Regions from separate parts of the Homo sapiens genome. Here regions 2 and 3 are each linked to region 1. The links are chromatin loops, found by intact Hi-C in ENCODE. Cell type or tissue: PC-3. All regions are shown on one strand.

The links. Peaks named below come from ENCODE experiments on the same cell type or tissue, not always from the same donor. Only the 100,000 strongest peaks of a DNase experiment are listed, where the experiment ranks them.
Region 2: it touches region 1 in a loop (2.0-fold over the local background); 1 of 110 quality-filtered maps calls a loop at or near these places.
Region 3: a loop joins it to region 1, with 2.3 times the contacts of the local background. A loop is called at or near these places in 1 of 110 quality-filtered maps.

The regions. Positions count from the first base shown.
Region 1 is chr14:41,521,299-41,529,298 of GRCh38, forward strand. No RefSeq gene overlaps it. Among named protein-coding and RNA genes, the nearest start is that of LRFN5-DT, 68 kb to the right of the region's middle. In PC-3, no CTCF peak of the experiment used is centred here; DNase peaks (open chromatin) are centred at 783 and 4,013; H3K27ac peaks cover 1,754 bases.
Region 2 is chr14:41,453,373-41,461,372 of GRCh38, forward strand. No RefSeq gene overlaps it. Among named protein-coding and RNA genes, the nearest start is that of LRFN5-DT, 140 kb to the right of the region's middle. In PC-3, no CTCF peak of the experiment used is centred here; no DNase peak of the experiment used is centred here; H3K27ac peaks cover 486 bases.
Region 3 is chr14:41,582,243-41,590,242 of GRCh38, forward strand. It overlaps LRFN5-DT (LRFN5 divergent transcript), which reads right to left. Exons shown (of 2, transcript XR_001750740.3): 2 at 1,403-6,045. Among named protein-coding and RNA genes, the nearest start is that of LRFN5-DT, 7.1 kb to the right of the region's middle. In PC-3, a CTCF peak has its summit at 4,223; no DNase peak of the experiment used is centred here.

The sequences.
Region 1 (8,000 bases):
CTAATCCCGCTTGAAGCAGCCCTGAGAAACATCGCCCATTCTCTCTCCATACCACCCCCCAAAAATTTTCGCCACTCCGACACTTCAACACTATTTTGTTTTATTTTTCTTATTAATATAAGAAGGCAGGAATGTCAGGCCTCTGAGCCCAAGCCAAGCCATCCCATCCCCTGTGACTTGCACATATATGACCAAATGGCCTGAAGTAACTGAAGAATCACAAAAGAAGTGAATATGCTCTGCCCCACATTAACTGATGACATTCCACCACAAAAGAAGTGTAAATGGCCGGTCCTTGCCTTAACTGATGACATTACCTTGTGAAAGTCCTTTTCCTGGCTCATCCTGGCTCAAAAAGCACCCCCACTGAGCACCTTGTGACCCCCACTCCTGCCCGCCAGAGAACAAACCCCCTTTGACTGTAATTTTCCTTTACCTACCCAAATCCTATAAAACGGCCCCACCCTTATCTCCCATCACTGATTCTCTTTTTGGACTCAGCCCGCCTGCACCCAGGTGAAATAAACAGCCATGTTGCTCACACAAAGCCTGTTTGGTGGTCTCTTCACACAGACGCGCATGAAAGAAACATTTAATAGGGGCTTATGAACAGAAGCAAGGTCTTGGCCGTGGGATGGTAGATCCCACACCAACCTCCAGAAAGTATTCTTTATATAGCAAGCTTTTTTGGTAAAATATGTGCAGCTGGTCATGTCTCAGACCATTTTATGAAACTCTTGTTTGCTGAGGAAGTTAGATAGCATCTTTATGAGGGATTATCTATGCTACAGGCATTGTTTCTTGGCCTTGCAGAACACCTTGCTAGCAGGAGTCAAATATCAGTCATTATACCTGCTTAGTTTCAAGATGACATCACTCCTGCCATGCAACAGGCTGTTTCCCTATAGTTCCTTGATTGCTATACATTATTTTATTTATTCACAATCATTTAGCAAGAGTCAGGTATATGCCCAGTGATATATGGGAAGTTATTTGTATGTTATAATATACTACTTGAAAAAACTATTCAATGTATGCAGAACAAGTCAATCTTCAATTGGAAACTGTGGTAGGCCAGTGAAATAAAATAAAACCATCTCCCTGTTATTAAATATATAATTTCACGTAAGTATGAAATTAAGTATTATAAAATTCCTGTTCAGATCCATATTTGCTACCAAAATAGATGAGTCCATTTCTAAATACTTTTCAGAAAAATATAGTGTAATTATATAATAATGGGAAATTTGAAAATATTTTCCTGGAAAATTATTTAAAACTAACTGAACATAATAGAAAACTGGACAGATTTTCTTAAAAACATTTTCAAAATCCAGTTAGAAAACTATTATTCAAGAAAGAAAACTTGCTGTGCTAGTAGGTATCTGTTTTTAGTATATTGAACAAATAGATATTTCAGACTATAATGAAAGCAGAGCCTTTTTTTCCTCTATTAATTTGATGGAATGATCTTCACACCTAGTCAAAATAGTTCAGTAGAAGGTCACACAGAGAATATCCAGAAAAGAAGTATAAAGAAAATAATAAAAATCTGTGCTGAAATGATAGATACTTTATTGTAATCCATGAAAGATTATTGAATTAGATATTGTAATTCTTTTTTTTTTTGCCATCTTATTAATCTTTGCAGACAATTGGGCATATAATCAATAAAATATTCCTAGTAGCAAGTTCATCTAAAATTGGCTGCAGTGTTTTATGCTATTGAGATCATAACTCTAGGCTATTACCTTTTCTAACAAAAAGTCAGCTTTCAATGAAATCCAGCAGAGAAAATATGTATGCCTGGGGGACAGAATACTTTTCACCCTTATAGGCACTCAAATAGAATCTTTTTTACTCACCATCTATTGTTCATTCTGCCATCATAAATTTTAAAGATTTCACGAATTGTTTTCAGATAAAACAATGACCATTTTTCTACTGAAATTCCTCAATATGTCCCAACAGAAAACACCATATTCCACATTTTCTGCAATCATTCTACGTATATGATTTTCTTGAGATGGGAAACAAAGAAACTTAACAGTAGAGAAAATAAACTCTGCTCTACTTTTAGAGTTTGGCTTTTCAGGAGAATGTAATAAAAGAGGTACAGGTTCAGCCTACGAATGTACAAGACAAGATAAATATTTGTGCAGTACTTTCCAACGCAAAGGAAAGGCAACAAAAATTTGGAGAGTAGGACATTTTCCCAAACATAAATAAGGGATTTATTCACAAAAAGGGAAAGCATTAAACTGGGTTTTATAGGAAATGAATAAGCCTGAGAGGATTTTTATCTCTAATGAAAGTATCACGGATCTTGTATGGGGAAGTGTGCAAATGGATTTAAGGAACACATTGGGATGGAAGACAGAAGACTGGAGTCACAGCAAGGAGGAACAAAGGCCATCAGTTCCTGAAAGATGAGTATAGTTGGTATAAAGCACAGGAAGTTAATAAATTCATTATGAGAAAACTTCTTTAAATTTAAAACATAGTCTCCTTAAGCACACCAGTTTAGTTGTTGGATAAGTTTTAATATTTACTAATATTCCTGAAAAATAGAGATTTAAAGGGAGAAAATAAAACTGGTATTGTGATATATTTTAATTTTCATATTGAACTGTAAAAGATTATGGCTATCTCACCAATATTAATTGAAAAGTAAAGGTTCTTTTTTAAATGAATCCTATTTTTATGTTAAAATTTCAATATGTTGATTAATAACTGAATAAATAAGTGGATAAATACATAAGTAAAGGACAAATCCTAGTATATACTTAAAATTATCTTATCTCTTATTATTCTTTAAAAGAGGAAAGCATAATCATAAAATTAGAGTCTCAGACTCACAATCCCTTAAATAATTTCCCCTGTTCTAATTGAGGTGAAAAATGTATTTTATTTATCCCTTTCCGTATACTTTCAAGTGTGTTGGCTGGAATACTATATTTAAGCATGCACAATTACCGATTTGCTTACTAGTTACCATTGAAAATAACCAATTCTAAGTTTTTGGCTTCTTTAGTATCTTAGCTTAAACCAAATCTGTGTGGTAGACCAGTATCCCATCACACTGTCTATTTTTCTTCTATTGCAATAATTTGCTTCAATCATTTTAATTTAGATTTTTCCCTTTCATTCCTGTGGCTGCCACCTCTCAGGAGCCCTTTACTGGCTTATCTCTCTGCTTTCAGGATGTGCTCACCATTGAATCTTTCTTCCCTCTCTGCCCACCAACACCATCAACAGTGTCTCTAAAATCTTGCAAATAATCATCTCCCAAAAAATATTTTTTTCCAGATTAAAGACTGTTCAATAAGAGCTAGTTATCTATTCACAAATCCAAAACTATTATATTTGTAAAGCCTTTTATTAACCGCAATTACTTTTACACCAATCTAATACATTTGTTTATTACCTGTTTCTCCCAAATTTATGTTTTTCACACTTTCTCAGCATAGTTATCCCATTTTAGCCAGGCTTACCTCTTCATTGTTTCTCAAACCTCCATAGACACTCCATTGCCATTTGTGCCTTTACGTTTTTTTATTTGTTTGTTTTAAATTTTTTACTCTTTCCCAAATGTGTCTCCGAACTCTTTGGAATGTCTTCCTTTATCCTTCCCACATAACCAAGTAGTATTTATTATTTAACTACCAAATCAAATTTCATTACTAAAGATTATAATCAGTCTTCTAGACATATAAATACAAATTGCACGTTGAATTCTATAGTTTCATACTTCACTATTTTCTGATTTGGTAAGTATACAACACCAGAAGACATTCTGCTTTATTTCAAGTACAAGCACAGAAAGAATCATCCAAAACATGTACGCATTGTTCTTAATGAATGGTTTACCCATACAAACCTATTAGATGTATTTACAGAGATAGGCTCTAGTAACCATGAATGAAGTCAAGGTCTCTCCTCTACCTGTTATTCTCTTATCACCCCACCTTCTTCCTTAACTCATGCATCTCTGACATCTTCATGACACAGAACTTTCCTGAGTGGTCTCTTTGTTCTAACACCTGGTATGTTTCCCTGGTGAGTCACTTCCTCTGTACTTATGACCAAACATATTCTTCCTTTCTCCATTCTTCATAATCTTCATTCTTCTTTTATTTTCTTCTTCACCTTCTGTCTCTCTCTCTCTCTCTCTATATATATATATATATAAATATATTATATATATATTATATAAATATAATGGTCTCATCTATTCACATGACTTTACCTGTATCTTGTAGGTGATAAAATTGTGTATCATTGTATCTCCTTTTTGGTATCTCTCCTAAGTTCCACACTCAAATTTCCAAGAGTTTACAGAATGTATTCATCTGGATCCTTCTTTGCATATTACTTATGATAGTTAGACTTCTTGATTACTTTCCTTTTCCAAATCCATGATTTTTCCTTTTACTATGTAATTAGTATCTTCTCAGGTATTCTTAACAAGTATCTCAGTTATGTTTTCTTCTGCCTTCCCCGGTCTCTGATGTCTTTCTGAGCAGTATTATTCACTTCTTGATATAGAACATGTAAAGGAAAAAAGTTTGTTTTTTTTCTTGTGGTTTTTTTTTCCTATGTTTGGAACAAAACTACTAGAAACTTCTTTATTTCACTTAGGTAATGTTCCAAAACTGATGGTAGACATTTCATTAAAATAAAATACATTTTCTTTCGAAGGCAAAACAAATGTTTTTTAATTGTTTAAAAACTACATTAATAATCACCAGTCTGGGCCAGGTGTGGTGGCTCACGCCTGTAATCCCAGCACTTTGGGAGGTTGAGGCGGGTGGATCACGAGGTCAAGAGATTGAGACCCTCCTGGCTAACATGGTGAAACCCCGTCTCTACTAAAACTACAAAAAATTAGTTGGGCATGGTGGCGGGGACCTGTAGACCTAGTTGCTCCGGAGGCTGCGCAGGAGAATGGCATGCTCCACCCAGGAGGTGGAGCTTGCAGTGAGCTGAGATCACACCACTGCACTCCAGCCTGGGTAACAGAGCAAGACTCCATCTCAAAAAAAAAAAAAAAAAAAAAAAAAAATCACCATTCTGACTGGTCTAGGATGGTATGTCACTGCGGTTTTGATTTGCATTTCTCTAATGATCAGTGATGATGAGCTTTATTTTTTGTGTTTGTTGGCTGCATAAACGTCTTCTTTTGAGAAGTCTCTGTTCATATCCTTTGCTCATTTTTTGATGGGGATGTTTGGTTTTTCTTTAAAATTTGTTTAAGTTTCTTGTAGGTTCTGGGTATTAGACCTTTGTCAGATGAATAGACTGCAAAGTTTTTCTCCCATTCTGTAGGCTGCCTGTTCACTCTGATGCTAGTTTCCTTGGCTGTGCAGAAGCTCTTTAGTTTAATTAGATCCCATTTGTCAATTTTGGCTTTTGTTGCAGTTGCTTTAATAGATGCTGGTGAGGGTGTGGCAAAATGGGAATGCTTTTACACTGTTGGTGGGAATGTAAATTAGTTTAATGATTGTAGAAGACTGTGTAGCCATTCCTCAAGGATCTAGAACCAGGAATACCGTTTGATCCAAAATTCCATTACTGGGTATATACCCAAAGGATTATAAATCATTCTACTATAAAGATATATGTACACGTATGTTTATTGCAGCACTATTTATGATAGCAAAGACATAGAGCCAACCCAAATGCCGACCAGTGATAGAATAGATAAAGAAAATGTTGCACATATATCCCATGGAACACTATTCAACCATAAAAATCAATGAGATCATGTTCTTTGCAGGAAAATGGATGAAGCTAGAAGCCATCATTCTCAGCAAACTAACACAGAAACAGAAAATCAAACACTGCATGTTCTCACTCATAATTGGGAGTTGAACAATGAGAACACATGGACACAGGGAGGTGGGCAACACACACCAGGGCCTGTCAGGGAGTGGGGGGCAAAGGGAGGGAGAGCATTAGGGCAAATACCTAATGCATGTAGGGCTTAAAACCTAGATGACAGGTTGATAGGTGCAGCAAACCACCATGGCACATGTATACCTATGTAACAAACCTGCATATTCCATGCATGTATCCTGGAACTTAAAGTAAAATTAAAAAAAAAAAGTATATTGTCCGTATTCTTTAGATTCCACAGTTTGAAGTTGTATGATAAAATTATTGCAGGTGTCATTGTTAGGAAACTACATTTATTAGAACATACTTGCATTTCTTGAAATTGCCCCTCCCTTCGTAATAGGATTAGCCAAAGATTAGCTTGCACAAATGTGACTAATGATTTCTTTACACAGGTAACAGATTGTAGAAGTCCGCAAAACTGAAAAGAGTATGGAAAAAAATATGAAAAGATAAAAAAAATGTAAAAACACATCTTGAACATTCTAGACCACCAAGGAGAGTTTTAAGAAGAAGTAGATCTTTCACATTTCCAAATGATCCAAGAAATAGAAAATTAAATTTTTTGCAAGTGAGATAAATGTCTAGGTAGAATCAGACGGGTAAACCAACAACTGGAAAATGAAGTGTCTTTGTCAATCTTTCCCAGGACTTTTGTCTGTTTTTCTCTTCGCCTCTGTTTCTGCTCTGATATTGATGATTTTCTACTCTTTGCTTATCCTTCCATTTTTGAACAACTGCTCTAAGATAGAAATCAATAGGGCAACAGGGATTATACAGGATGCTTTAAACTTTCAGGTGGACAGCTTCCCTGTCTGGGAGTTACCACAAATGGCTTTCCCTGAGAAACCACCTCTGATTTCATAAAACCACTGTTTTATAAAAGGTCCTCTTTCTGCTATTCTATGCACCCAAGGTTTGAAATTCATTATTTTTTTAGCTGTACCTTGGTGCCTATTGTAAAGCCTTTCATTGATTGACAGACGCCAGCTAGGAAAGTTTCCATGCGGTAAAACATAAGACATACTGTACTTAGAAAGCAGGAACAAGAATATTCCTGCTAACAAAATTTTGCCTCTTTTAAAACTGATAAAGTTGTTTAGCTGATAATTCTTTCCTTGATATAAAAAATATAAAATTATCTGTCAAACTATTGCATAGAATTTTATTGTTAAAAATAGCATTATTTGTTTTTTGACAAAGCATTTTACTTTTTACAAATTAAGAGAAAGCCTAAACCAAAATATTTGGTATTTTGATGTAATGCCATCACAGTTGACTAATATTTAGCCACTTACTAAGGGTAAAATGTTGATGAATGATGTGTCAGATTTGTCATACAACTAAATATAAACTAAATTGAACAATGGAAGATGAAAGAGAGGTTTATTTCTCCAGTTTCCAGGAAGCAAGTTTAATAAAGGAGAAAAAAAATCCTCTATCAATGGTATTTTTCAGCAATTAAAATGTATAAAACTATGAATATATTGATATTCATAATGTATAGACATAATTTTATATATTATATATATGTGATATGTTGTTACCTACCTTAATATATACACATTTTATATAATACATTAAACATTCATTATTTTTATTATGTACATACTATGCAATATATATTTCTAATATTTTATTGTAGCAAAATACATATAACAAAAAATTGTACTGTCTTGACTACTTCTAGGTATACAATTTGTAAGTATTAATACATTCATATTGTTTTGCAACCATTCCTCCCAGCCATTTCCAGAACTCATTTATTCTTGAAAAAATTGAAATTCTATAGCAATTAACCAATAACCACCTCTTTCCCCCTCCCCTCAGACCCTGAAAACAAGCTTTCTACTTTCTGTCTCTATAATTTCAACTACTCTAAGTACTTCATGTAAGTGGAATGATATAATGTTTTATGTTTTGTGATTGATATTTTACTTATAATTTCCTCAAGATTCAACTATGTTATGACATATATTATAATTTCCTTCCTTTGTAAAGCTGAATAATTTTCAATGAATACATATATCACATTTTGCTTATCCATTTATTCATTCACGGGCACTAGAGTAGCTTCCATGTTTTGCTTTGTAAATAAGGCT
Region 2 (8,000 bases), 68 kb before region 1:
AGATAGTCCTATTCATTCCCCTCAATATTAGATAAAATAATAATCTGAGGCTTTTCTGTGTCATAGGCAATCCATTAAAGGTTATGGAGAAACTGAAGGTCAATGAATAATGAAAAATATATTCATATAAGCAGGTGGAAAAACCCGGTAAAAATAAAATAGTAACAAATAACACTAAAATATTTAGTGCTTGCTTTGTGCATGAAATGTAAATTTAGAAAAATTATATAAATTGGATTTTTAAAATCAAGCACATAATTTTAAATGCATTAGGGGAGATAGCTTTGGAAAATAATACCACTCTGAAAGCTTGTAGAAAATGGGCACTTTTTCATAAAAAAATGCTCTGAACCTTCCTACTCCCATCTGTAGTTCATGAGCATTTTAAGAATAGGATAATTTTAACAAAGACACTAAGAGGAATAATAGTAGTATTTGCAAAACAAAAATCATTCATATTCAGTCTTATAAATGGGTTCCATAGAATTCCTTAAACCAAGAAGGGTTACACTCATTTGACTTACAAACTGTTTCGTTTTTGTGGTTTTTTTTTTTTTTTTTGAGTACATATTTTATGACAAACAAAGCATTTTTGTATATAGTTTTCTGGAAGTAAAACTCTTCATTTCACAAAATTTAGGAAGTGTCTTCTATGTGTAACGAATTAATTTTGTGTGCTATATATGAATGAGATGGAAAATTTCATTAACATAAAGTACTATCACTAAATTATTATTTAAAAATACACAATGTATTGAAGTTGTTCTGTAACTGTTTTTTAATGTTTCTACCAAGTCAACATTCAATGATGATATCTTAGGTCCCTTTATCTCTTCATGAAAGTGTTTGTTGATTCTATCTACTCAACCATCTCCTATCAGAAAATAAATGTAATTTGAGTTTGTCATTGGAAAGGTTTTTAGACTTCCTCATTTTTCCGGGGCAAATATCTCCAAGATAAGACAACCTTTAGCTTGTTTATATGGACCACATCTGAAGTTGATGCATTGTTTAACAGAGTATATGACTCTTTCTTCTGCATGGTGGAGACAGTCTTTTGAGAACGGGAGAGAAAAACAGGACATAGATAAGAATTGGAATAATTGGTTTTGTCACTTAATTGAAGTCATTGTGTACATAAAAGTGACTTGGAAGTGGGGACAGGGATATTCAAGTTGGTTCCAACAAGACCAGAGATAGATATCTAACTAAATAATTAAAATTCAATTTGACCAGTAGTTCTATGAGAATAGTAAATACAATTTATGGAAGGTCATTGTCAATTTAGACTGAGCATCTGCATTAGACTCCAAAAGACCAAACCAAAATTAGTCACTCATGCTAAAAGTTCCATGTCATCAAACTGAAATTAAGTTGTTTATCTGACCTTCTGAGAAATCAGGAGAGAGATGATAGCCAAATCCCCAAACAGACCAGTTTTAGCCAGCATGATAAAGAAATCGCCTCTGCTTTAACACTTACAAGGCAAGTAACCTAAGGCACCCTGATGTTAACCAGTCATCTTTTTTTTATATTACATTGTTTCCTTGTTCCTGCTCAAGTTATCTTATAAAAACTGACTGTTCTACTATTCCTAATGGTGCACCTTTCAATATTTTATAGATAGAGTGTTCCTCGATTTATGAGTCACTAATAAAAGACAATTATATTCTTAAACTCAATTTGTTGAAATTTTGTTTTTTGCAAAGAGGCAGGACTGTGCAGGATCATCCCTACTATGAAGGACTAATGAAAACTTTAGAGAAAATAACAGATCTGAACCTTTAAGGGTCCCTGACCAACCCTGAAGTACCCATGGTCTGAGATAGTGAAGAGCAAAGTCACAGCAACGCTTCTAAATACAGAATATAAATAAGATTACTAGGGAAATTGTAATACTTGATGAACATATTGACCACTGAAATTGCATCCAAAAGACAATAAATATGGAAGAAAAATCCATTAATCCTACACGTATTTTCCAGAAAAGCATGTGTCCTTAACCAAACAGCATCTACACAGCCAGCTCCACAGTATGAGAATTGCTCCCTATGGTGAGCACTTCTGCTGTCTCCAATCTTCATCATTATCTCCTATTGTAAGTCCATTTAAAACAGAAGCTTCATGTAATCAAAGCCAGGAGTGAATAGATGTGATCATTAGGGTATTATAGAGATAGTTTACAAAGTAGAAGGTTAAACACTCAGGTTCAAGGACTACCTGGATTTTGATCCTGGCTCTGGTACTTGGTAGCCAAGTAACTTGGCAACTTATTTAAACAGACTGTGCCACATTCCCTTCACTACCTAAATCCTAGAATTGCTATTCCTAGAAAAATCAAAAGACTATCTGTACCATTGTACACATGATACAATTTAGATTAGACCACTGTACTAAACCTTTGAGGGTTTTAGTACAATGTATGATTCAGAGCTTTTATTATTTTAGAGCATTTGGTGCAATAATTAGAAAATATGACCAATTTTCCAAATAAGAATCTGCCTACTTTATGGTACTTAAACCACCTTTGTAGAAAATTACTATTTCTATTCTCAATGGCAAGGGGAAAAACATTTAGTTCAGTTAATTGAAAAATGACTATAAATTATTAAGATAAAAATCTGACAGAAAAATATTCAAAAATTCCCCCCAATGTGACACTCTTCACTGTGTTATCTGATCTGTCAGGACACTGTCACTATACTGTACTGGCTTTAATGAAGTTTCTGGAAAATTCTAGAGATAACAGGAGTTCCTTGATGAGCTCAGTCATTGTAGCTCATTTTTAGTTCATGTCCACAGATTCAAAATCAATACAAACTACGAAGTATCTTATGCACATTTTTATACAAGACGGAGATTACAAAAACTGGCTGAGTATTAATCAAAGCTAAAGATGCCTGCCAACTGCTGTATTTTTAGGGTGAGAAATTAATGATTATGATTTGACAAGGAGAAAACTGGCAAAGACTTCCGATATCATTTGGATCTCTGTCCCTGCTGAAATCTTATGTTGAATTGTAATCCGCGATGCTGGAGGTAGGGCCTGGTGGGAGGTGTTTGAGTCATGGGGTCATATCCCTCAATGCTTGATGCTGTCTTTGTAAGTTCTCCCAAGATCTGGTCATATAACAGTGTGTCTCCCCCGCACCCAATGCCACTTGCTTCTGCTTTTGCCATGTAACATGCCTGCTCCCCTTTCACCTTCCACCATGATTGAAAGCTTCTTGAGTTCTCCCTGGAAGGCAAGCTTGATGCCAGCACTATACTTCCTGTAAAGCCTGCAGAACCAGAAGCCAATTTAACCTCTTTTCTTTATACATTACCTAGTCTCAGTTACTTTTTTTATTGCAATTCGAGAACAGCCTAATACAAGTTTAACAGTAATGCCTAATGAACTAATAGAAAGATACTTTGGTGGAAATGTGAAGCTTGTTCTTTAAAAGAATGGCATATATTAAAATCTAGATTAATTTTTAAGACCACCTATGTAGTTACTCAAACTAAACAAGGCTACAAAGTTTGAGAGCTCCGTTCAAAGGGAATGTATTAAATATATTAGGCAAATAGCATAGCCAATGGTGAGTTGCAAGATTTTTAAAAATGCAATCTCACATCTAATAAATACATCTACTCTTTCTTTAAGTATTAAAATACAAGATTTAGGTAAAGCAAAGATTTATTAATGGTCAAAAAATATGTGACTCAGGAATAACCAACAGAAATCTTTGTTTAGTAGAAAAAAAACTTACAAGTCTGGTTATAAACTGAAGGTAGTGGGGGGAAAGAGAACATTTCTGATAGATGTAAATGGTTGTACATAACTTCTATATCTGTCTCTAAAGAAACAACCATTGCTTCAAATGCACATGGAGCCTCCAAATACATGGATGTTCAATAGGTTGATACTGTTCAACACATCACTAGTTTTAGTTAAACCATTGTGCTGTAGGCTCCAGTCTGCTGTTTAACTCAAAAAGTAAATTTTTCATTTCAGATATTGCATTATTTAGCATTATTTAGTTCTAAAATTGGTACGTAGTTCTTTTTTATGTTCTAATTGTCTGCTAAGATTATTATCCATTCCCTCATTCTGATAACTTTACTTGTAAGTCCTTGAAAATACATATAACAACTATTTTCTGGAGATCTTATCTGCTAATTCCAACATCTGAGTCATCTTGTGTTTGTTTCTTCTGACCTATTTTACTATTGTTGGTTATGGCTTATATTTTCCTTCTTTTTGTGAGTGCTAATTTTTTATTGTATGCTTTATATTGTAACTAATGTACTTTAGAGAGCCCAGTTTATTGTCTTCCTTTGAAGGATATTAAATTGTATTTTAGAAGGCAGGCAGTTAAAATACTTGTAAATCATGTGATCTTTTTGGGCTTTTTTTTTTTCTATAGGGCCTATTTCAGTTTTTCCCTTAAATCATAGAGTTAACACTAAGACATGGCACATTTCTGGACTTTCAGCTGAATTGCCAAGATGCTCTCTACATTCTGACTGGGTCACAATTTCAATGTATTTTAGCACCATGTGACTTCTTACATGTCCATTTGAGTCTTAGTCATGCAGCAGAGTCACTCTCTGCTAGGCTTTCTGTAGTACCAACTTGTGATATAATAAACTAGTCCTAAGACAAGTGTCCCTAGGAAATCATCATGAAACTTCAGTCATGCCCCAGAAAGACATCACTCTCCTTTCTGATACTTAAATTATCAAAGTTTTGAAGTCTGAAATTCTCTTCTTCAGGTTATATTGACCATGTTCTGCAAGGGCTTCACTTACCCTGGTTATTATCTGGAAAATGATTCCAGTGAAGAGCATGAGGGAGTGTGGGGCTCACTTAATTTGCTTCTCTTCTCTCAAACATCAGAGTTTTGCATTGTCTGTAATAAAATGCTTACAAATATGTATTTCAGATATTTTGTCAGTTCTATAGTTGTTAACCATGGAAGCAAAATTTTAATATGCTTATTACATATATGTAATATGATATGCCTAATATTCATATTACAATTATGCTTCTATGGTTAACAACAACAAATGGCACTTACTGCACCATAGCCAGAACTTTTTAAAAATGTATTTATTTAGTAATCATTGAATTAACCTTATTAAATAAGTAGGCCTTTACATTATAATATTCAAAAATTTAAAAATCTAAAACTATATGAAAAATTTATTATATAAAACTTCTAATAAAAATACCACATTAAAAATAAAAGTCCAGGAAAATGTTAAACCAATGGAATGTCAGGATGATAGTCTTAAGTAAAGACTATATGAGTATATAAGGATATATTCCAAGCTAAAGAGAGGGAAATTTCAAAGATATTTCCAAGGTTTCTAGCTTGTGCAACTAGAGTTTTCATAGTGAGATTTCTTCAGTGAGCAATTTTAAAAGAGAAATACATGTTTGTTATTGTTTCTTGACATTGTCATGTGTGGATATAATTATTTAAATTCCCAGAATTACTGCAGCCTTTTTGCTACAAAACTCAGTGAGGGTCAAAGTCAAGAAAATCTGAAGAACACCCAAAGTCCTAATATACAATGTATCCAACTTTTTATTTTGATTTTTGGTTTTTTAACATCATAAGGTTTATTGCTTGCAGCTGAAAACATTTTTGCCTGATAAGAATTCTCTAGTCATTGACTCCATTGTGCCCACCAGACCGGGAACTATAGGTCTGCCCCAATACCCAGTTCTGTCTGGATTAACTCATGTTTGATAAGTATTCTCTCCAGAAGATAATTACATACATAATCAAGGCTGCAAACTAATAAGTAACTTTAATGATATAATAATTTGTAATGAGTTCTTGCAAACAAATTCACCCAAGCAAAGACTGCTTATCTGTGAAAAACTGCTAATCTATGAAGACATTTTTTATCAAGATTTATCTCAAGGCCCCCATCTCACTTTTTCCAACAATCCTCCTCTCTAATGTCACAAACGTTGTGCAGTCCCTATGAGTTTCCCACATTGAATGAGCCAGCTTAAACAATATAAGCCTAAACTTCAAAGCTTGATAAATACCCTTCGGTCCATTTAGTCCTTTTGAGATATTACCAATAATTAATCAAAGTGATGTTTTCCCTTGTTTCAGTAAATTAAATACACTCAAGTTTAATTAATCAGTAGGTTTCTCTGGTGGTATTTCAGGGGGCAAATAGTCTTAGAGGACCCACTGAGATAAAGCCAAGGATCCTCAGTACTGCAGCAAAATCTCTCACCATGTAAATAGTATACTGATCAGGATACCATTGAATTTACAAATTTAGGGTCTCTCAAACTGCAAAGTTGAGTTTCCACATTAAGTCTGAGCTCTGATTACTTTTTTTAGCCTCCATTTTAAGGGATTCTTAGATTATTTTATCAGACTTGAAAATAATTTTTCTTGGTATTAATTTTTCTTGTAACTATGGAAGTTAGTACCTTTTCTGTTTGCCCCTCTGTCTTTGTATCTGTTGTGAGTCTATAAGAGTAAATCCCAGAGTGGAAGAGATACGTAGTTCTGATAAATGCATCTCTGGAACTAATCTCAGAGACTAACTGGTAATAGTCTCTTCTAGACCTTTCATTATTGTATAGGGACATCTACCAAAATTTATGACAACTTTCCTCAGTCTTATCTTGTTTTGTGAAAGTCTAGTTAAAGGAAATATCTCATCTGAAAATTTCTTGTCTATCAGGAGTTGCAGATTGATTGGGTCTGCAACACAAAATGGCCAGTCCTCAGGTGGCAACCCCACATATAAAATGAATAAAAAATTTGACTGAATGTTTCCAGATTCTCATGGGTTTATCTCAGCCTAAGGACACACTTTGTTCAGCACAAACTCCTGCTTTTTTGTGCTATAAACATCACTTTTGTGCTTATGTTTATAAATGGTATAATTTCACCAAGAATAATTTACAATTATAGTTGTCACTTTAGATAACTTTAATAGAAAGGAAATTGAAGCAAAAGGTGAGCAAACTTCCAAACATTCAATAGTCTGAAATTTTTGTATGAAAAAACTTCCAAAAGAAATCAAGATTCCATAATTTTATCCTGAAGTGATTCATTGGCCAAGGCAAATTTAAAAAATACAAAACTTAAATCTCTTTCTCTGTGTATGCATTAAGGAAAGGCCACATGAGCACACGGTGAGAAGCTGAAAATCTGCGAGCCACAAGGAGTGCCTTTACCAGGAACTGAATTGGTGACACTTTGATTGAGGTTTCTCAAACTCCAGGACTGTGAGAATACATTTCTGTTTAAGCTCTCTAGTCTAGTGTTTTGCTACGGCAGCCCAAGATGATTATTAATGTGCTTTGCTACTCTCCTTTTATTACCATAAGGGGAAAGTTAATATTAGCTTTTGTTTGTAAACTATGTTCTAAAGAAACTTATTAGAAACTTTTCTAGAAAACACAAGTCTAATCTCTTTTGCTCTTAGGTCATACCTTAAGACTGAAATAGAAAAATTTCAAATTCTACCACCAAACTAGAAGTCCATTCAACCATAGATAATTATTGCTTTTCAGAAGCACACGTCAGCAGGAATGGTAACTTCATTGCATCCATCAGAGCTTGCCAGTTGGCTAGTGATAGAAGAATCAATACATAAATTGGTAGCAACATGCTATTGTGGCAGTACCTAATTTTGGAATGCTTTGGAAACAATGAGGGTTCTTGACATTACCTAGGAAACCCAATTTAAATCGTTAACAATTAAATAGTTTTTTTCTTAGAATCTTCTTAGGAAGCTATAGAGCACTTTGCAAAGTGCTCTATAGCTTCCTAAGAAGATAGCTAGTATAAAAGTAGGAACACATGTATAAAAGGAAAATAGAAGGCTAAAGGAAATGCCCAAGCTGATCAGCATGACAGGCAGGCAGTTGTTCCTAACATCCTGTCTCCCACTACATCTGAGAAGACCAAAACTTTGGAAAAGTTCAAAGAGGCTATATAGAGTGCTAGTGATCTAGACTCAGGAAAAAA
Region 3 (8,000 bases), 61 kb after region 1:
TTGTTCATTCAGATATATAATAAAATAATATTTATGGTTGGGAGAGAGACCTTCAGGACTAAAGCAATAATTTATAAATTTAGGATGAATTTATACTTTTTCTTTTTTTATTTTAAATATTTGCAGATTTTCTTTTATTTTAATTATACTTTAAGTTTTAGGGTACATGTGCATAACTTGCAGGTTAGCTACATATGTATACATGTGCCATGTTGGTGTGCTGCACCCATTAACTCGTCATTTAACCTTACGTATATCTCCTAATTCTATCCCTACCCCCTCCCCCAACTCCACAACAGGCACCTGTGTGTGATGTTCCCCTTCCTGTGTCCATGTGTTCTCATTGTTCAATTCCCACCTATGAGTGAGAACATGCAGTGTTTGGTTTTTTGTCCTTGCGATAGTTTGCTGAGAATGGTGGTTTCCAGCTTCATCCATGTCCCTACAAAGGACATGAACTCATCCATTTTATGGCTGCATAGTATTACATGGTGTACATGTGCCACATTTTCTTAAACCAGTCTATCATTTGTTGGACATTGTTGGACATTTGTGTATATGTGCCACAATAAACATACATGTGCATGTGTCTTTATAGCAGCATGTTTTATAATCCTTTTAGTATATACCCAGTAATGGGATGGCTGGGTCAAATAGTATTTCTAGTTCTAGATCCCTGAGGAATCACCACACTGACTTCCACAATGGTTGAACTAGTTTACAGTCCCACCAACAGTGTAAAAGTGTTCCTATTTCTCCACATCCTCTCCAGCACCTGTTGTTTCCTGACTTTTTAATGATCACCATTCTAACTGGTGTGAGATGGTATCTCATTGTGGTTTTGATTTGCATTTCTCTGATGGCCAGTGATGATGTGCGTTTTTTCATATGTCTGTTGACTGCATAAATGTCTTCTTTTGAGAAGTGTCTGTTCATATCCTTTGCCCACTTTTTGATGGGGTTGTTTGATTTTTTCTTGTAAATTTGTTTGAGTTAATTGTAGATTCTGGATATTAGCCCTTTGTCAGATGAATAGATTGCAAAAATGTTCTCCCATTCTGTAGGTTGCCTGTTCACTCTGATGGTAGTTTCTTTTGCTGTGCAGAAGCTCTTTACTTTAATTAGATCCCATTTGTCAGTTTTGGCTTTTGTTGCCATTGCTTTTGGTGTTTTAGACATGAAGTCCTTGCCCATGCCTATGTCCTGAATGGTATTGCCTAGGTTTCTTCTAGGGTTTTTATGGTTTTAGGTCTAATGTTTAAGTCTTTAATCCATCTTGAATTAATTTTTGTATAAGGTGTAAGGAAGGGATCCAGTCTCAGCTTTCTACATATGGCTAGCCAGTTTTCCCAGCACTGAAGAAAAACAATAATAACAACAACAACAAAAAGTGAAAACCATATACCTATATATAGCTTTTATTAATATTAAATTTTGTTTAAGTATACTTTAACGGTACACACTTATTGTATGTCAGATACTCTTCTACGTGTTCAAAAATATAACCTTACTCATCTTTATACCCACTGTGCGGTGGCTATTGTAATCTGCATACTACAGATGAAGTAACTCAGAGAAATTAAACTACTTTCCCAAAGTCATACCACTGAGATGTGGCAGACACTGGAAGTAAAATATCGGTTCTAATTTCCAAGCTTATGATCCTAACCACTATTCTGTCTTGTGTATCTTAGGCTTTTACAACTGTCATCATTTCTCTCTCTTTCACACACATGAGACACTGAGTTACCACTCAACAACTCTAATCACACAATCGATAATAGAATATAATAAAATTTCCATTACTTTCATTTATAGCGTTCAAGTCTTACAAAACCCACAAGTTCAGATATGCTTTGAAGTTTTTGCAGTTGTACGAAAGCTACATTAAATACATATTAGACCCATGCGTTACAGAATAGCGTAAGATTTGTAAGAAATAATTTTGTCGAATACTAATTAACTCTAGGTAGTTTTTAATGCCTGTAATGTATAAAAACAAAGTACAACCATAGTAACGCTAATAATTTTTAGTGGTGATTTTTATTCCAGCTCTTTTAAGTTAGAGATCAAATTATGTGCTGAGTGAAATTTTAAAAATCATCTAGTCTATGTTACTGATAAGGAAACTATAGCTCGGAGATATTATGTGACCTCTCCAAAGACACACAGCCAATTGGCAGCGGAGTTGGAATAATCTCAACATCCCTGAATGCCAGATCAGTTTCTCTTCACTATTTATATGCACAGTTATACAGCTTCTCTGCATGGTTTATATGAATTAACTTACTAATAATATTTTAAATAACAACTGTTAGTAAAAACAGGCACAATCCAAGTCTCTAAATATGTATAACATTTTATTAAAGGGTCAGATAATCCAGGGGCATTATTATAAGGCTGACTTTATATGCAGTTAATGGAAAGGTTGTATTACTCTATAGTGTCTCTTTCTTCCTCTACATATATATAGTTAGATGTATAAGATATATCATATATATGAGAGAGACATATATATAAAGAGAGAGAGAGAGAGAGAGACAGAGTTAAAGTGATGATCCTGCAAGTAAGTTTGCATTACTTATTTAGTTGTACTCCTAAAATCAGCACATACATTTATACATTTCATGGTGTATATTCAGATGTTTTATTACTAAAATTAATTTCAGTAGCTTTCTTAACATTAATCTGTAATAAAGTTTTAAAGTCGTGGTTAACAATGAGAAAACACATTTACTTTCAAATACAGTTTGATAAATGTAATTTTAGAAAACGCTGAGGTGATGAATGTGTTCATTGACTTGATTGTGGTAATTATTTCACAATGTATATATACGTCAAACCATCACATTGTACATTGTGAATATATGCAGTTTTATAAATTCTACCACAAGAAAACTGGTGAAAGGAACACATACATGCTCAGACACATTACACTGTTTTGCTTGGCCATAAATAGGGTGTATACAAATTTGCTTCCAACATCATATGTAATTACCTTTCCATGTTAGATTCCTAGTAGATACTCAGATATTTCAGATAAAATATCAAGAAAAATCACTGATGCTGCCTTGCAAACACCTATCATCAGATATTTGTTCCCTATGTATTCAAGGTTAGAACATTTTAAAATGTAAATAAATTATACATAAACGTAGACATGATGATTAGCCACTTACTGTAACTATAAGAGACAAAGAACTAACATTTCTATAACATTTCATACCAAGTTATTCCTATACACATTTTCTTCAAGAATTTTAAGTTATATAGGCAGATGTCATTTATTTTCCCCATATTTTTGAATAAATATAAAAGAATTGTCATTCATAAAGCATCATGATTACTGGTGATTAACTGGATAAATTAAAAATAACTTATGTGTGTCAATTTTTTAAACTATAGAACAGGGATACAAATGTTCACTTTTCCTACTTCCAAGTGTTTCTACAAATACCAAGATAAGGCAGGAGATAACTAATTGCATACTATAAAGAGTTTTTCTTCCTTATCTCCTTTCCCATATATACAGCATGAGGTAATTACTAAAGTTCTTTCTGTAATAAAAAATTGTATTGCATAAGTGTAAGATAATTATTGACTGCTTATGCGTAGGTTTTCAACCTGGTTTAGAATTTCTCTAGGTTATAATTTATGTGGTGTTAATATTTTTGTCTCTCTCAACATTCATCCTGTAGGATTAAAAAAAAATCTGCTTCTGTTTTTCCAACTTGGATTTACTCAAGTTTAAGTGTGACATACTTTATTCTTCTTCTTGCTTATCTTTAAGAGGAATCAAGAGACTTGTTGGATCTATCAGTGTTTTCAGGGAAGACATAACTAAATAACAACAGAACATATATTTTTATACACATACACACACACACACACACACACACACACACATATTTTTACACTGTTCAGATAAACAACTTCTCTTCTGTAAAGCCTAGGAAGTCTTAGCCCAAAAGCAGAATGTTAAACAATATATACTGATGTTAAAGAAATAATGGATACTTCACCTTATACATATTCCTAGTAAACCAAGATTTTATAGTTGTAGTAATTGAAGCACTTTTAAAATCACAATTTCATTAGATTATAACCCAGCTAAAATATCATTTACAAAGGTTTGGGTCATCATTTTTACTACAAATGATTTTAATCAAAAGAAAATGCTTAGAGGAATGGAACTGACCAGTATTTTTTATAATGCAACAGCTCCCCCATCTTACAGACAAAAGAATATAAACTAGAATTCTTTTTTGATATATAATATTAACAAGGCCTATATCATATAAAGTTAATTAAATTGTATTTTCTTAAGTTCTGTTGGACTTGATATATTTTCTTTTCTCCTGTAAAAAGACAAATCTTATCATGGATATATATTCCAGAAGTATCTGTTATATCTACATAATCTTCTGAGAAGGTAAGAATTCATACAGAACACTGAAAATGATAGCACAGTCGCTAAGATATTTAAAATTCATGTTGTAAGGATGAATAAATGCAGTATCCTGGATATTCTAAGTTTTTTTTAGCATGTTCTGAGAAAATACTTTTTCCACTTATCTCTTTGTGTGCTTTAAACTGATGTGTTTCTATTTGCAGTCTTTTTAAACATTTTCTTATATTTTGGTCATTTAATAAAGTATTTAGAGATTTCTCTTCAAAATTAGTTTGACTCGATATTTGAGCAAATATTTATTCTCCATTTTTAGTCTTGCAAAAAGCTAAAGAAAATGCTTAAGCAATTTACCTCAGATCTCCTTTATAATGATTACATAAATAATCCAATTAAAAATCCTAAAAGTTATTTACTTAAGACAACTCAGGTGAAAGGATTATTTTTTGACATTCTAGAAATTGTATCTGCATATTTATAAACTAATATTTCTGAGATGACTTTTCCATAATATACAAATTAAAATTCTCACTCTTAAAAGTTCCATTGGGCTCTATATACTACAGAGTTTTTCTGTATTTCATTAGTATAAAACAAACACAAATGATATGAGAGCCAGGAAAAAAATGCCTACCACATATAATAGTATAATGAATAAATTAAGAGAGAATTACAGATTTTTTTAAATTTTACTATGTAGGTATTTAGCCTACTGAAAGTAAAGCAAATTTTTTTGAAAATTCATATTTTAACATTAAGTCCACATTAACATGATTCCATTTCGGAAAAACCCCCACCTTACCCCGACACCATCTCCACCAAGATTTCTTGAGAGCATTTGGCAGAGAATATATTGGTCAAAGTTCTTGAATATTTAATAGATACATATGAGGACACTTTTAGAATGCCGTAGCCAGTGGTATACTGGGACCAGCGTGTTGGCTAGCTGAAACCAGTTATGCACATTTCTTCCCAAATCTGTATTCACTGATGTGATTTTCACCAAATCCATGCCAACATCTATTGTTTTCTGACTTTTTAATTGTGGACATTCTTGCGGGAGTAAGGTGGAATCTCACTGTGGTTTTAATTTGCATTTCCCTGGTGACTAGCGATGCTGTATTTTTTTTTATGTTTATTGGCTGTTTGTATATCTTCTTTTGACAATTGTCTATTCATGTCCTTTGCACACTTTTTAATGGGATATTTGAATTCATTTATTTGTTTGAGTTCCTTGTAAATTCTGGATACTAGTCCTTTGTCAGATGCATAGTTGGTGAATATTTTCTTCCATTCTGTGGGTTTTCTGTTTATTCTTCTGATTATTTATTTGGTGTGCAAAATCTTTTCAGTTTAATTGAGTCCCATTTATTTATTTTTGTTTTTGTTGCATTTTCTTTTGGTGTCTTAGTCATGAATTCTTTGCGTAAGCCAACATTTAGAAGAGTTTTTCTGGTGTTATCTTCTAGAATTTTCAAGGTTTCAGGTTTTATATTTAAGTCTTTGATGCATCTTGAGTCGATTTTTGTATTAGGTGAGAGCTGGGGATCCAGTTTCATTCTTCTACATGTGGCTTACCACTTTTTCCAGCACAATTTACTGAATACAGTATCCTTTCCCCAATATATGTTTCTTTGCTGCAAAAGAAAAGATACTTAGACATATACTTAACCAAGGGTGTGAAAGATCTCTACAAGAAAAATTACCAAAAAAAAAACAAACAAAAAAAAACTGCTGAAAGATATCACAGATAATACAAACAAATGGAAACACATCCCAAGATCATGGATGGAAAGAACTGATATTGTGAAAATGACCATACTGTCCAAAGCAATCTACAGATTCAATGCAATTCTGAACAGAATACCATCATCTTTCTTCACAGAACCAAAAAATAAAAAACCAAAAACCTCCTAAAATTCATATGGAACAAAAAATGAGCATGAATAGCCAAAGCAATACTAAGCAAAAAGAACAAATTTAGAGGCATCACATTACCAATTGTGCTACAAGGCCATAGTAACCAAAACAGCATGGTACTGGTATAAAAATAGGAAAGTAAACCAATGGAACATAATAGAGAACCCAGAAATAAAGCCAAATACTTACAACCAACTGATCTTCGACAAAGCATACAAAAATATAAGATGTGCTTTACAATTCAAAAAAATGAAAATTGTTTAATATTTAAATGAAAGTAATATAAATTTGGAATATCTGTTTTTCATCAGTTGGTCCTTTTACTATTTATTGTAGGTAAGTTCTAGCCTTAAAAATAGTGGTTCTCAAAATATAAGAAGCACAGAATCACCTGGAAGGCTTGTTAAAACAGATTCCTGAGTTTCTAGTCCAGTAGATCTTGGGTAGACCTGAGAATCTGCACTTCTAAAAATATGGCATTCTAAGGACCACACTTTGTGAACTGCTGCTCTAAAAGTGCAAGTGTTCTAAGTATTGATTTTATCAATGGTAACCACACCGACACTGACAAATCACCCAAATCTTTGACACATGAATGCTAGTTAGTAAACCTCAGTACTTTTAAGAAGTATAATTGAAATCTTATTGAGGTTATTATCCTCAACTAGTTGACCCGCATAATGGAAAACACGAAGAGCTCAGATTGTATTAAAAATAATTTGGATATCTTCTGATATTCAGCAAGTCAAACAACTATTCTGAAGTTGCTATTTCCTATATTATAAAATAATACTCACATAATGTTAATATTTATCCATAAAGTATTTGTCCTTGGAATCAAAGTGTTTGTACTGTTAGAAGAAAGACCTATACCTATCCAAAGTCTACTAAAAATTCTGATAATTGGTGAGGGGAAACCACAGTGTGCTTGAACTGTTTTGTTTTATTTTGTTAGTTTCTAAATTGAATTTTTATTGTGTTTTATCATTTATTTAGTTTTCAAAAATAGTTGTCAACCACTCATTTGCTTACAGATTTTTCTTACGTGGCTTGTTATAATAATACATCTATCACAGGACCTTTGTTTCTCAAAATTAAGACATTTAAAAATTTCACCACATTCCATCATCCTAAATTTAATTTAAAATATCAGTAAGAAAAGTCATACAAAAATAAATGGAAATATTTATGAAAGAGCTTGGACAAGACAATATGTAGCAGCTTCTGTTATTCTTTTAGAAAGAAGTGTTCCTTCTTCTGCTTAGAGTTAATCTCTACTAGATAGGATACCCTACAAACTCCTTAGGTATCTTGCTTCAGCAATTTATTTACTTTTGTCTTACTTCCTTTGTGTTACCATAAGAAAATACCATAAACTGAGTGGCTCATAAACGACGTACTACTATTGATTTCTCACAGTTCTTGAGGCTGGGAAGCCCAAGATCAAGGTCCTAGCAGACGCATTGTTTGGTGAAGGTTGTTTTTTTCATAGATAGAGACCTGATTGTGTTCTCATATGACAGAAAGGACAAAGAAATTTTTTTCGTATTTGAGGCCTCTTTTATAAGGACACAAGTCCCATTCATGAGGACTCTGCCCTCATAACCTAATCACCTCCCAAAGGCCTTAGCTTTTAATATCATGGACTATGAATTGGATGTGATTTGTCTGC